Regions from separate parts of the Mus musculus genome. Here region 2 is linked to region 1. Evidence: chromatin loops called from intact Hi-C (ENCODE). Cell type or tissue: left cerebral cortex. All regions are shown on one strand.

Evidence for each region. A loop is a pair of places that touch in the nucleus more often than their neighbours do. Peaks named below come from ENCODE experiments on the same cell type or tissue, not always from the same donor. Only the 100,000 strongest peaks of a DNase experiment are listed, where the experiment ranks them.
Region 2: it touches region 1 in a loop (25-fold over the local background); 6 of 42 quality-filtered maps call a loop at or near these places.

What each region holds. Positions count from the first base shown.
Region 1 is chrX:92,011,451-92,019,450 of GRCm38, forward strand. It overlaps Mageb1 (melanoma antigen, family B, 1), which reads right to left and starts at 4,883. Exons shown (of 1, transcript NM_010759.1): 1 at 3,741-4,883. The coding sequence starts at 4,883. The coding sequence ends at 3,741. In left cerebral cortex, no CTCF peak of the experiment used is centred here; no DNase peak of the experiment used is centred here.
Region 2 is chrX:91,320,940-91,328,939 of GRCm38, forward strand. No RefSeq gene overlaps it. Among named protein-coding and RNA genes, the nearest start is that of Mageb2, 7.0 kb to the right of the region's middle. In left cerebral cortex, no CTCF peak of the experiment used is centred here; no DNase peak of the experiment used is centred here.

The sequences.
Region 1 (8,000 bases):
TGTCTTAGCTTCTGCTTCTACTCTCCAATATATCTATCTATATTAACCCTTTTCCTCCATCAGACCTAGAAACAGTGATATCTCCTACTTTTTATTTCTTTTTCATTCAATAGAGTCATCGGGTGGAGCATGGGAAACCTACCAGGGGATACAACCATGAAGAAAACTCAGCCTCTCTTCCTCAGGAGCCATCAGTTACCAATATATCCTCAGCTAGGGGTGAGATCTTATGAGTCTTGCTGTCATCTATACTGGAGTGTTGATTTAGGCCTACTTGTTAGGACTTGTGCACTACTTTTTAACTGCCCCCATCTCCTGCCAAGGCCTTTGTATTACTATTACCCTTTCTAGTAAATGCCTGACTGGCAGCCTCACACAATTTGTTCCAGTGCACATGGCAGTCAGGTTGTATACCACCTTAGTTTCTGGGATTGCTGACCCTTGGTCTATCACTCATCATGCTGCATTTGTTCCTGGAAAGATAGTGGATACTCCCCACTGTCTTATCTCAAAGTCTCAGACCAAGTTTTCTTTTTCCATGAGACTCCAGAGAAGTCAACCAATATCAAATGGACTACAGCTATTTGTACCTGGCCAGAAGAGACAGCAAATTCAAGCTTCTAATGGTTCTTTCCCATGTTTACTTTCAGTCCTCTCTCCAGGCCCTAATCTTAAATATTTGGAGGCCAAGATTTTCCTCTTTATACTTAACTAACAATAGATTGTACATATTTAAAACGTACCATGTGATATTTTACTACATGTATTTATTGTGTACTGTTAAAGTTTGACTAAAAATGTTTCCTAAAACATTTCTTTGTAGTAAAAATACTAATTTTTTTATCCTAGCATTTTGAAATTACAGAATATCATTGTCATTAGTAGTCATCAAATGGTGCAAGAGTATGAGGTTTTTACTTTCAGCTGTAGCTTACTACGCAGTGAGCAACTTTTCCCCAACTCTTCCATTCCCTTCCCCTCATGAGCCTCTAATCTCATCATTCATTTAACTTAGATTCCAAGGGGTTTACATTAGATATACGAGTAAGATCACACAATACTTAAGGGAAATATGTCACATGTAGAAAGACTCTTACTCTAAGGGCACCTGTGCAAAGCATAGCTCTCTTGTACCGGGGACAGTGGACATTGAGAGATGAAATATCAGTCTTAAAAATACACCTCAGCCTTCTAGGTCTGAGGGCAGATCCCAGGCTGGGATCTCTGCAATTCCTTTTGTTGAGCAGCATTTCTCTTTTGGAAGACTTCTAAGTAATAGCTACTTCACTCCAAACCCTTGTTATTAACCCCTCTGCAGACCCTATAGGAGATAGATATGCGCCAGTAACAATAATCATAGCCAAACTGAAATAGTAAATCGAGAGCTCAGGACAGTTGTTCTGCTGTTACATACAAAGACTGGAGATCTATATGTAACTCTTCCATACAGGCCCGGCCTTTTATGTAATTTCTATGTAAAGATACTAACGTTCTATAGGAAAGCTTAAAGCTATGGTTTGTGAACCTCTAATTGTTTGAGTTTTAGGCAAATACTGTCAAGTAATCCTTTGTGATGGGTCTTGCTATGCATTCCAGGAGGTCTTGAATGCTGTCCTCAAACTCCCAGTCCTCCTGCATCAGTTCCTCAGTTATATATTTTAATTTTCTTTGGTCTTTCTTTTAACTCTGCATTGCAAAAGCAGTATATTCGGTTGAAAGTCATACATTTACTGCCAGAATTTTTAAAGTAATGAGTAAAAATGATTCAGTGACACAAGGCCTGCCTCTGGCTTGGAGGAGTGCAGTGCTGTTTACTTCTGAGGAATTCATTAAGTGACTACTCTAGCTGTTCTTTGTACTATTCTTGTTGACTTCAGAAACTTCTAGTTCTTAGACTGCATTTTAAATCTGATAAAGTTCACATGGCACATTATAAGGCAGAGACTGTGTCTTTAAAGGCATGGTAGTTATCATTAAGATTATTTTTATTTTTTTTTATTTATTTATTATATGTAAGTACATTGTAGCTGTCTTCAGACACTCCAGAAGAGGGAGTCAGATCTCGTTACGGATGGTTGTGAGCCACCATGTGGTTGCTGGGATTTGAACTCTGGACCTTCGGAAGAGCAGTCGGGTGCTCTTACCCACTGAGCCATCTCACCAGCCCCTATTTTTATTTTTTAATCAGTGTTTTGCCTGCATGTATATCTGTGCATCCTGTGCACACAGTATTCATGGAGGCCAGAAGGCATTGGACCCTCTAGAACTAGAGTTACAGATGGTTGTGAGCCACCACATGGGTACTGGAAAGTGAACAGCAGCCATTGCTCTTAGCCATCACTTCAGCCCTACTAAAATTATTTAGACTGAATATTGTGACTTAATAAAATTCCCTATTAATGGAAAAGACTCTGGCTATATCTGTGTATACTAAGAATAAGCACTTAGTGGCATCTTAGTACGTCTTCTCAAGTATCACTTGTATTTTTTCAAAAAAAATTTCAACATCATATGTACAGTTGGTATAATATATTCATCTTCTCTGTGGCAAAAAAATTGACTGTCCATTCTTGCCCTAGGTGGAAGACATTTCTTTGTAACACTCTCGAATTCCAAAATAATATTTAAGTTGTTTCTTTATTCAAGCCTAGTCTCTGTCCTCTAATGAATCATGAGTCTGGTCCTTACCATTCCTGCAGGCTCATTCAGGCCACCACACAACCTCACTCAAATTTCTTCCCACTGATAAAATTGCAGCTGCCAAATAGTTTGCCTTATAGTTTGCAAAACTATAAAGGAGAGCACAATGTTTGAGAGGTAAAAACGCTAAAAAGAATAATTTGGATAGATATCATGTAATCTGACTGCTAACCCTTGACTCAAAACATAAATTTTAATTTGTCTACTAACAGAGAACAAACCCATATGCAGTCTAAATATTGCATAATTGGTACATCATAGCAATATTTGGTGAGCAGCATTTTGGTTCATGTATACCATCTGAATTGCCTATTCTAATATAGTCCATCATGATTTATACTTGGCTTTTGTCCTATTTCTCTATTGTCTCTATGCCATTTATAGCTTACACGGTATGTTACCCTCTTTCTTATATGTTGTTGCTGCTAGACTCTGATAACTCACTGTCAGTGCCTATACTAGATACATTTCATACTAGATCCTGTGCTACTGGAGAAACTTCCAGATAACCAATGCTTAATTCATAATTGAAGAAAATAATAAAGTAATAGAGTTTTACGATTTACTTTCTAATGAATTTGAGTAAAGTCATCAAATCCAACTTTATTTCACTTAGCATTATACAAAAAAGAAAAAAGTATACAGCAATCACACTCATAAAATTTTCAAAATTAACAATATAAACTTTCCCACTTCACTGTTGTTTCACCACTGTATGATATCACATTGCCATGACAATCCCTTCTCCAATGCAATGTTACACAATGTTTTAGTAAAAACAAAATAATGTTTTCCAGTTTGTTGCAAATAACAAAACAAGTCCTAATCTGACAAGTGACAGTTACCTCTTTATGCAGTTAACAAGAAGCATGGCAAAAAGCACTGTTTAGTTAAACAAACATTTGAAAAGTAACAAAAATAGCCTCCATTCTACTAATGTATAACAGGCCAAGAATGGATGCATGTTGGTTCTGGTAGGCTATGAACTCTCTACTGATTAGGAGCCTGACTGTTTTTCAAACACAACAGAACAGACTCAACTACATGTTAGAGGACTTTTGGGATGGGGCCTTGGAATGAACACCCTTGCCTTGAACTCTCCTTCTTGGCACCCCTCCTGCCTGATCTCTAAGAGCCAACTGGTAGAGATTAGGGAAGGCACTAGGGACTGTGCCATTGACTTTAGCTAAAACTTCCAGGACTTTCATCTTGGTTGTTTCAGCATGGGCTCTGGGTCCCCACAGGAACTCATAGCTTGGGGGATCACTGCCAGGTACCTGGCGGTACTCCAGGTAATTTTCCCGCACTACATCTCTTATAAACTCCTCAGGCTCGCCAAAGATCAAGTGCTTCTTCCCAGCATATACCCCCACTCCATGCAGAAATTGCCAGACCTCTTGCTCAGTGGCACGGTTACCCTTCATGAAGATCACACCTAGGACAGACATTAGGAGACCTGTCCTAGGCAACCCCCAGTTACTACTCAAACTTCCCTCAGTGGAAAGACCCAGTTTGCCTACCAGCAAATAGGAATGAGTGCTGGGATCAATTTCCTTCAACTCAAGACCAAAGACTAATTCTAGGCGTGCAGAAGTTCTCCTGAGGATCTCAGGGAATTGCTCCTTATACTTCTTGTTAACTACTGCCAGCATTTCACTCCTTGTAACTGCTTCTTTCATCTTAAATTTATCTAGCAGGAATTCTATCAGCACACTAGCCTTCCTCATGATAGGATCTTTCAGTGTGTGCTGAATGGAAGTCCCTGCCTGGGTGCCATCTGAACTTTTTGTATCAGGCAGGACAGCAGCATTTCTACCACCTATACCAGAGCCTGTGCAGGATACACCTGCACCAAAAGATCCAGGGGTTTTCACACCCTGAGGAGCAGAACCACCAGGGAAGCTGGACCCAGCACTCTGGTCAACAGGAGAAGACCCTGCTTCCTCTGCAGTGGGCTGAACTACTGGAACCTCCCTGCGTGACTGCTGTCGTTTTGCACGGGAGCGGGTCTTACTCTTTTGACCCCTAGGCATGTTGACTGTGCTCAGGGCTGAAGTAAAAGAGCTGGCAGACAGGAATCTGGAAGGATAAGAATGACAACCTGTAAGTACCTCTGTACTACCAGGTAGAGAATACCTTGGACTTAATGGAGACCTGGCTTTTGAAGCTTTCCAGGAGAACATCTTTCTAGGAACATACCAGGACTTCTGAACTCGTGGATCAAGCTCTTTTCTGCAAACCCTGTGGAAGAAATTAAAACTTGTTAGGCCACTGCATAAAAGTCTAGTTTCAGACTTCCAAAAGTGGGTTAGATCTTTCACTAGCTTCACTTGGAGGGGTTAAGCAGACAGAAAAACTTAGGCCTGCATACAAGGGCAGAGACCTGTATCCACATAAAGCCACTTAAACTTACAATGCAGGGGTATAGGCCTGTGGAGAAAGATCTATTTAAGCTCCATGCAGGGGCAGAAACCTGTGCCCATGCAAAGCCACTTAGGGTGCCAGACACAGACAGAGGTCTGTAGAGAGAGATCCATTTGAGACTGCTACACACAAGTGGAGGCATATGCAGACAGACCCAATAAGGTCCCCATACAGTGGCCAAAGCCTGTGCACATAGACTTAGGCTTCCATACAAGTGTGACAACCTTTAGACCAATAAGGCCACCATACAGGGATATAGATCTGTGTACTCACAAGTGCAATTATCCTGCTAGAAAGAGGAAGAGGCCTATGTGAATATCAAGGCTACCATATAGAGATAGAGGCCAGTAGAAACAGACCTACAAAAGCCACTATGCAGGGAAAGAGATGTGTGCCCGTACAAACCCACATAGAGCTCCACACAGACAGTGGAGAGAACACTGCAGATGGACCCACATACACCACCACACAGGAACAGAGGCTTGTGCCCTGACAAACCCAATTAGTCTGATAGAAAGGGGAGGAGGACTGTAGAGACAGGATAACTGAGAGCAACATACAGGTGCAGACATCTTAGAGACAGATCACTAAGGCCATGAAACGGGGTGAGAGGGGGTTGAGGAGACTTGTGCCCTAACAAAAACAAATAGCCTGCTAGAAAGGAGCAGGGCAGATGTACCCACTAAGGCCACCATACAGGGGCAGAGACTTGTACTCTGACAAACCCAATTATCCCTCTCAAAAGGGACAGAGTCCTGTACATATAGACGTAACAAGGTCACCATACAGAAGCAGAGACTTAAGCAAATGCACACAAACTATTGGGTCACTATAAAATGATGGGGGGGTCTGTGCAGATGGACCCACCAAGGACACCGTATAGGGGTAGAAGCTTATGCTCTAACAAAACCAGTTAGCCCTTAAAAAGGGGCAAAGTTCTGTGCAGACAAACCCATTAATGCCACCATACATGGGGCAGAAACTTGTGCCCATACAACCCAGTTAGGCTTCCACACAAGGGCAGGGTTTATAGAAACCAAACTAAGGCCACCAAACAGGGGCAGTAACTTATGCTTTGAAAAACCCAATTAGCCCTTTCAAAAGGAACAGAGTCTTGTGCAGAGACCCACCAAGGCACCCAAAAAAGGGCAGAGACCTATATATGTATTCAATGAATAGGCAGTAGACGTGGGGGTAGAGGAAGCCTGTGCAGAAAGACCTATTAAGGGCAGCATGCAAGGCAGTAACTTTTGCCCATACAACCCAGTTAAGCATCTGGAGAGGGGAAGGACCTCTAAAGACAGACCCACAAAGGCCACCTTAAAGGGGCCAAGAGTCCTGTGAATTATAGACCTACCAATGACACCATGCAGACTTGGAGACCTATGCGTATACAAACCATATTAGGCTACTTTAGGCGCTTATGGGTAAGGTCTCTGTGGATAGATCCATTAAGGCCACCATCTGAGGGGGGAGATTTTACCCATAAAACCTAGACTTACCTACTGTGACAGGGTTAATAAAGAGAGATTCACTAAGGACACCACCCATGGGTGGAGACTTGTATTCCCACAAACCATATTAGCCCACTTGAAAGGGGCAGAGTCCTGTAAATATAGACGCAGAAAAGGCACCATGTAAGGGTGGGGAACTATGCCTATACAGACAAGATTAGGCCACTTCAGGAGCTGGTGGGCAAGCCCTATACATATAGACCCACTAAGGCCACCGTACTTGGGTGGAGAATTTGCCCATACAATAGAGTTCAGCTTCCGGACAAGGGCAGAACCTGTAGAGACAGACACACTAAGGTCACCATACACAGAGACATATACACCATAATTAGGCTTCCAGAAATACACAGGGCCTGTAGAGACAGTCCCACTAAAGTCCCACTGACCGCCACTTGAGGAGCTTGTAGGCAAGGTGTTGTAGACCCACTAAGGCATGGTCAGAGAAATGTTGCCAATACAATATAGTTAGTCTTTTGGACAGTGATGGAGCCAATAGGGACAGACACACTTAGGTGTACATCCAACATGGAGCCTTGAGCACTCACAAAAACTATTAGCCCTGAAAAAAGGGACATAATCCTATGAAAATAGCACCACTATCACAACCATGTAAGAGTAGGGGAACTATGTCTGTACAGATAATATTAGAAAGGTTAGGCTACTTCAAGTGCTGGTGCACAAGGCCTTTGTGGATAGACCCACTAAGGCCACCGTACATGGGCAGAGACTTTTGACTATAAATCATTGTTAGACTTCCGGACAAGGGTGGAGACTGTTGAGACATATCCACTGAGGCCACCGTACATAGGTGGAGACTTTTGAACACACAACAGAGTTAGACTACCTGAAAAGGGCAGAGCCTGTAGAGACAGATCCACTAAGGCTACCATACAAGGGAAGAGCCTGGAGCTCTCACAAGTCCTATTAGCCCCCTCAAAAAGGTTAGAGTCCTGTCTATTTGTACCCTCCACACCGACCATGTAAGGGTGGGGAACTATGCCTGTACAAACAATCTTAGTCCACATTGATCGCTAGTGGGCAAGGCCTATATAGATAGAACCACTAGACCACCATACTTGGGCAGAGACTTTACCCATGAAACAGAGTTAGGCTTCCGGAAAGGGACGGAGCCTGTGGAGACAGACCCACTAAAGCCCATCAGGTGTGAAACCTTGTGCTCTCACACACCTTTCTAGCACACTCGAAATGGGGAGATTCCAGTGAATAAAATCCAACCAAATCCACTATACAGGGGTGTATTGTCTGTACAGGCATAGTTCACCACATTTACATGGTCGCTGTGGTGGGTACAAATAGACAGGACCCTTACAAACCTAACATGTCCACTTCAGAGGCTCTTAA
Region 2 (8,000 bases), 690 kb before region 1:
GTTAACACCCCTGTATAGTGGATTTGGTTGGATTTTATTCACTGGAATCACCCCATTTCGAGTGTGCTAGAAAGGTGTGTGAGAGCACAAGGTTTCACACCTGATGGGCTTTAGTAGGTCTGTCTCCACAGTCTCCGTCCCTTTCCGGAAGCCTAACTCTGTTGTATGGGCAAAGTCTCCGCCCAAGTATGGTAGTCTAGTGGTTCTATCTACATAGGCCTTGCCCAGTAGCGATCAATGTGGACTAAGATTCTTTGTACAGGCATAGTTCCCCACCGTTACATGGTCGCTGTGGTGGGTACAAATAGACAGGACTCTGTCCTTTTCCAGGTGGCTAATAGGATTTGTAAGCGCACCAGGCTCCTCCCCTGTATGGTAGCCGTAGTGGGTCTGTGTCTACAGGCTCCACCCTTTTCCAGAAGTCTTACTCTGTTGTGTGTTCAACAGTCTCCACCAATGTTCAGTGGCCTTAGTGGATGTGTCTCAACAGGATCTGCTTTGTCCAGAATTCTAACTATGATGTATAGGCAAAAGTCTCCGCCCATGTACGGACGCCTTAGTGGGTCTACCAACAGGCACCTTCCTTAAGAGCTCCTGAAGTGGACATATTAGGTTTGTAAGGGCAGATGGTAACACCCCTGTATAGTGGATTTGGTTGGATTTTATTCACTGGAATCTCTCCATTTCGAGTGTGCTAGAAAGGTGTGTAAGAGCACACGGTTTCACACCTGACGGGCTTTAGTGGGTCTGTCTCCACAGGCTCCGTCCGATTTTTGGAAGCCTAACTCTGTTGTATGGGCAAAGTCCCGCCCAAGGACGGTAGTGTAGTGGCTCTATCTACATAATCTTGCCCACTAGTGATCAATGTGGATTAAGATTCTTTGTACAGGCATAGTTCCCCTCCCTTACATGGTCGCTGTGCTGGGTACAAATAGAAAGAACTCTGTCCTTTTCGAGGGGGCTAATGGGATTTGTGAGCACACCAGGCTCCTCCCCTGTATGGTAGTCTTAGTGGGTCTCTCTCTATAGGCTCAGCCCTTGTCCGGAAGTCTAACTCTGTTGTGTGTTCAAAAGTCTCCACCCATGTACGGTGGCCTTAGTGGATATGTCTCAATAGGCTCTGCCCTTGTCCGAAAGTCTAACTATTATAGGTAAAAGTCTCTGCCCATGTACGGTGGCCTTAGTGGGTCTACCAACAGGCACCTTCCTTAAGAGCTCCTGAAGTGGACATATTAGGTTTGTAAGGGCAGATGGTAACACCCCTGTATAGTGGATTTGGTTGGATTTTATTCACTGGAATCTCTCCATTTCGAGTGTGCTAGAAAGGTGTGTGAGAGCACAGGGTTTCACACCTGATGGGCTTTAGTGGGTCTGTCTCCACAGGCTCCGTCCCTTTCTGGAAGTTTAACTCTGTTGTATGGGCAAAGTCTCCTCCCAAGTACGGTAGTCTAGTGTTTCTATCTACATAGATCTTGCCCACTAGTGATCAATGTGGACTAAGATTCTTTGGACAGGCATAGTTCCCCTCCCTTACATGGTCGCTGTGCTGGGTACAAATAGACAGAACTCTGTCCTTTTCGAGGGGGCTAATAGGATTTGTGAGCGCACCAGGCTCCTCCCCTGTATGGTAGCCTTAGTGGGTCTGTCTCTACAGGCTCTGCCCTTTTCCGGAAGTCTAACTCTGATTTGTGTTCAAAAGTCTCCGCCCATGTACGGTGGCCTTAGTGGGTCTACCAACAGGCACCTTCCTTAAGAGCTCCTGAAGTGGACATATTAGATTTGTAAGGGTCCTGTCTATTTGTACCCACGATAGCGACCATGTAAGTGTGGTGAACTATGCCTGTACAGACAATACACCCCTGTATAGTGGATTTGGTTGGATCTTATTCACTGGAATCTCCCCATTTCGAGTGTGCTAGAAAGGTGTGTGAGAGCACAATGTTTCACACCTGGTGGGCTTTAGTGGGTCTGTCTCCACAGGCTCCGTCCCTTTCCTGAAGCCTAACTCTGTTGTATGGGCAAGTCTCCGCCCAGGTATGGTGGCCTAGTTGATCTATCTACATAGGCCTTGCACAAGAGCAATCAATGTGCAATAATATTGTCTGTACAGGCATAGTTCCCCACCCTTACATGGTCACTGTGGTGGGTACAAATAGACAGGACTCTGTCCTTTTCCAGATGGCTAATAGGATTTGTGAGCGCACCAGGCTCCTCCCCTGTATGGTAGGCTTAGTGGGTCTGTCTCTACAGGCTCTGCCCTTTTCCAGAAGTCTTACTTTGTTGTGTGTTCAAAAGTCTCCACCAATGTTCGGTACCCTTAGTGGATGTGTCTCAACAGGATCCCCCCTGTCCGGAAGTCTAACTATGATGTATAGGGAAAAGTCTCCGCCCTTGTACGGTGGCCTTAGTGGGTCGACCAACAGGCACCTTCCTTAAGAGCTCCTTAAGTGGACATATTAGGTTTGTAAGGGCAGATGGTAACACCCCTGTATAGTGGATTTGGTTGGATTTTATTCACTGGAATCTCCCCATTTCAAGTGTGCTAGAAAAGTGTGTGAGAACACAAGGTTTCACACCTGATGGGCCTTACTGGGTCTGTCTCCACAGGCTCCGTCCCTTTCCTGAATACTAACTCTGTCGTATGGGCAAAGTCTCCGCCCAGGTATGGTGGCCTATTCGATCTATCTACATAGGCCTTGCCCACCAGCAATCAATGTGCACTAATATTGTCTGTACAGGCATAGATCCCCACCCTTACATGGTCGCTGTGGTGGGTACAAATAGAAAGGACTCTGTCCTTTTCGAGTGGGCTAATAGGATTTGTTAGTGCACCAGGCTCCTCCCCTGTAGCGTAGCCTTAGTGGGTCTGTCTCAACAGGCTCCGCCCTTTTCAGGAAGTCTAACTCTGTTGTGTTCAAAAGTCTCCACCCATGTACGGTGGCCTTAGTGGATATGTCTCAACAGGCTCCGCCCTTGTCCGGAAGTCTAACTATGGTAGGCAAAAGTCTCTGCCCATGTATGGTGGCCTTAGTGGGTCTACCAACAGGCACTTTCCTTAAGATCTCCTGAAGTAGACATATTAGGTTTGTAATGGCAGATGTTAACACCTCTGTATAGTGGATTTGGTTGGATTTTATTCACTGGAATCTCCCCATTTCGAGTGTGCTAGAAAGGTGTGTGAGAGCACAGGGTTTCACACCTGACGGGCTTTAGTGGGTCTGGCTCCACAGTCTCCCTTCCTTTCCGGAAGCCTAAATCTGTTGTATGGGCAAAGTCTCCGCCCAGGTATGGTGGCCTAGTAGATCTATCTACATAGGCCTTGCCCACCAGCAATCAATGGGCACTAATATTGTCTGTACAGGCATAGTTCCCCACCCTTACATGATCGATGTGGTGGGTACAAATAGACAGGACTCGGTCCTTTTCGAGGGGGCTAATAGGATTTGTTATTGCACCAGGCTCCTCCCCTGTAGGGTAGCCTTAGTGGGTCTGTCTGTACAGGCTCCGCCCTTTTCAGGAAGTCTAACTCTGTTGTGTGTTCAAAAGTCTCCACCCATGTATGGTGAACTTAATGGATATGTCTCAACAGGTTCAGCCCTTGTCCGGAAGTCTAACTATGATGTATAGGCAAAAGTCTCCGCCCATGTATGGTGGCCTTAGTGGGTCTACCAACAGGCTCCTTCCGTATGAGCTCCTGAAGTGGACATATTAGGTTTGTAAGGGCAGATGGTAACACCCCTTTATATTGGATTTGGTTGGATTTTATCACTGGAATCTCTACATTTCGAGTGTGCTAGAAAGGTGTGTGAGAGCACAAGGTTTCACACCTGACGGGCTTTAGTGGGTCTGTCTCCACAGGCTCCGTCCCTTTCTGGAAGCCTAACTCTGTTGTATGGGCAAAGTCTCTGCCCAAGTACGGTAGTCTAGTGGTTCTATCTACATAGATCTTGCCCACTAGAGATCAATGTGGACTAAGATTCTTTGTACAGGCATAGTTCCCCTCCCTGAAATGGTCGCTGTGCTGGGTACAAATAGACAGAACTCTGTCCTTTTCGAGGGAGCTAATAGGATTTGTGAGCACAACAGGCTCCTCCCCTGTCTGGTAGCCTTAGTGGGTCTGTCTCTACAGGCTCTGCCCTTTTCCGGAAGTCTAACTCTGTTGTGTGTTCAAAAGTCTCCACCCATCAACGGTGGCCTTAGTGGATATGTCTCTACAGGCTCCGCCCTTGTCCGGAAGTCTAACTATGATAGGCAAAAGTCTCCGCCCATGTATGGTGGCCTTAGTGGGTCTACCAACAGGCACTTTCCTTACGATCTACTGATGTAGACATATAAGGTTTGTAATGGCAGATGTTAACACCCCTGTATAGTGGATTTGGTTGGATTTTATTCACTGGAATCTCCCCATTTCGAGTGTGCTATAAAGGTGTGTGAGAGCACAGGGTTTCACACCTGATGGGCTTTAGTGGGTCTGTTTCCACAGTCTCCGTCCCTTTCCGGAAGCCTAACTCTGTTGTATGGGCAAAGTCTCCGCCCAAGTATGGTAGTCTAGTGGTTCTATCTACATAGGCCTTGCCCAATAGCGATCAATGTGGACTAAGATTCTTTGTACAGGCATAGTTCCCCACCCTTACATTTTCGCTGTGGTGGGTACAATTAGACAGAACTCTGTCCTTTTCGAGGGGGCTAATAGGATTTGTGAGCACACCAGGCTCCTCCCCTGTATGGTAGCCTTAGTGGGTCTGTCTCTACTGGCTCCGACCTTGTCTCTAAGTCTAACTATGATGTATAGGCAAAAGTCTCCGCCCATGTACGGTGGCCTTAGTGGGTCTACCAACAGGCACCTTCCTTAAGAGCTCCTGAAATAGACATATTAGATTTGTAAGGGTCCTGTCTATTTGTACCCACCATAGCGACCATGTAAGTGTGGTGAACTATGCCTGTACAGAAAATACACCCCTGTTTAGTGGATTTAGTTGGATTTTATTCACTGGAATCTCCCCATTTCGAGTGTTCTAGAAAGGTGTGTGAGAGCACAAGGTTTCACACCTGATGGGCTTTAGTGGGTCTTTCTCCACAGTCTCCGTCCCTTTCCGGAAGCCTAACTCTGTTGTATGGGCAAGTCTCGGCCAAGGTATGGTGGCCTAGTTGATCTATCTACATAAGCCTTGCACAATAGCAATCAATGTGCACTAATATTGTCTGTACAGGCATAGTTCCCAACCCTTACATGGTCGCTGTGGTGGGTACAAATAGACAGGACTCTGTCCTTTTCCAGGCGGCTAATAGGATTTGTGAGCACACCAGGCTCCTCCCCTGCCTTAGTGGGTCTGTCGCTACAGGCTCTGCCCTTTTCCAGAAGTCTTACTCTGTTGTGTGTTCAAAAGTCTCCACCAATGTTCGGTGGCCTTAGTGGATGTGTCTCAACAGGATCCGCCCTTGTCCGGAAGTCTAACTATGATGTATAGGCAAAAGTCTCCGCCAATGTATGGTGGCCTTAGTGGGTCTACCAAAAGGCACCTTCCTTAAGAGCTCCTGAAGTGGACATATTAGGTTTGTAAGGGTCCTGTCTATTTGTACCCACCACAGCAACCATGTAAGGGTGGGGAACTATGCCTGTACTTCCAGAAAAGGGCGGAGCCTGTAGAGACAGACCCACTAAGGCTACCATACAGGGGAGGAGCCTGGTGCGCTCACAAATCCTATTAGCCCCCTCGAAAAGGACAGAGTCCTGTCTATTTGTACCCACCACAGCGACCATGTAAGGGTGGGGAACTATGCCTGTACAGACAATACACCCCTGTATAGTGGATTTGGTTGGATTTTATTCACTGGAATCTCCCCATTTTGTGTGTGCTAGAAAGGTGTGTGAGAGCACATGTTTCACACCTGATGGGCTTTAGTGGGTCTGTCTCCACAGTCTCCGTCCCTTTCCTGAATCCTAACTCTGTTGTATGGGCAAAGTCTCTGCCCAGGTATGGTGGCCTAGTCGATCTATCTACATATGCCTTGCCCACCAGCAATCAATGTGCACTATTATTGTCTGTACAGACATAGTTCTCCACCCTTACATGGTCGCTGTGGTGGGTACAAATAGACAGAACTCTGTCCTTTTCGAGGGGGCTAATAGGATTTGTGAGCGCACCAGGCTCCTCCCCTGTATGGTCGCTTTAGTGGGTCTGTCTACAGGCTCCGCCCTTTTCTGGAAGTCTAACTCTGTTCTGTGTTCAAAAGTCTCCACCCATGTTCAGTGGCCTGAGTGGATATTTCTCAACAGGCTCCTCCTTTCCTCCTTTCCTCCTTTCCTCCTTTCCTTCCCTCCCTCCCTCCCTCCTTTCCTCTTCTGCCTTTAAAAAATATTCTTTTTGGTTTTTGAGACAGGATTTCTCTGAGTAGCCCTTGCTGCCCTGGAACTCACTCTGTAGACTAGGGTTATCTAAAACGCAGACATATGCTTGCTTCTGCCTCTTGAGCGCTAGGTTAAATGCATGTGCTACCAGCTCCCTGAAGTCCATTTTTTTATATTACATTATAGCCCTGGTATATTACATTACTCATGCCTCCCGGAATTGACACACCCTATTCAGAAATAGCACCAATTGGATTCATTGAGGTAATAATAATAATAAATAATAATAAAATTTAAAAGCCATGAAGCATAGAGGGAGATGTGTTGCTTGGATGAGGTGTGTGGAAGTATGAAAGATAAATATACATTATATAAATATATGAAAAGGATAAAGAACAAATAAAATATTATTTACTTTAAATATTAAATATTAATAACTTAAATATTAAAATAAAATTAAAATTAAAACTTCAAGATATAAAATTAATGTGCTTTGACTCACCTAATCCTGATCTTGTTGAGTCACTAAGGTTTGATCTTGCTTGGACAGTTGTCTAAAGGAGAGTAAACACGGAAATATATTATTTTTAATATACTAATATTTAAAGTAAAGTATTATTTTAAAACAACAGTATTATTTTAAAGAAATAAAGTACTTCAACATAATATTAGTAATAACATTAGTACATATGAACAGTCCGGGAGTCTAAGTATGATGTATAGGCAAAAGTCTCCGCCCATGTACAGTGGCCTTAGTGGGTCTACCAACAGGCACCTTCCTTAAGAGCTCCTGAAGTGGACATATTAGGTTTGTAAGGGCAGATGTTAACACCCCTGTATAGTGGATTTGGTTGGATTTCATTCACTGTAATCTCCCCATTTCGAGTGTGCTAGAAAGTTGTGTGAGAGCACAAGGTTTCACAACTGATGGGCTTTAGTGGGTCTGTCTCCACAGGCTCCGTCCCTTTCCTGAAGCCTAACTCTGTTGTATGGGCAAAGTCTCTGCCCAGGTATTGTGGCCTAGTCGATCTATCTACATAGGCCTTGCCCAGCAGCAATCAATGTGCACTAATATTGTCTGTACAGTCATAGTTCCCCACCCTTACATGGTCTCTTTTGTGGGTACAAATAGACAGGACTCTGTCCTTTTCGAGGGGGCTAATAGGATTTGTGAGCTCACCATGCTCCTCCCTTGTATGTTAGCCTTAGTGGGTCTGTGTCTACAGGCTCTGCCCTTTTCTGGAAGTCTAACTCTTGTGTGTTCAAAAGTCTCCACCCATGTACGGTGGCCTTAGTGGATATTTTTCCCAGCTTCCGCCCTTGTCCGGAAGTCTATGATGTATAGGCAAAAGTCTCCACCTATGTATGGTGGCCTTAGTGGGTCTACCAACAGACACCTTCCTTATGAGCTCCTGAAGTGGACACATTAGGTTTGTACGGGCAGATGTTAACACACCTGTATAGTGGATTTGATTGTATTTTATTCACTGGAATCTCCCTGTTTCGAGTTTGTTAAAAAGGTTTGTGAGAGCACAAGGTTCCACACGTGATTGGGGCTTTAGTGGGTTTGTCTCCACAGGCTCCTTCCCTTTTCGGAATCCTAACTCAGTTGTATGGGCAAAGTCTCCGCCCAAGTATGGTGGTCTAGTGG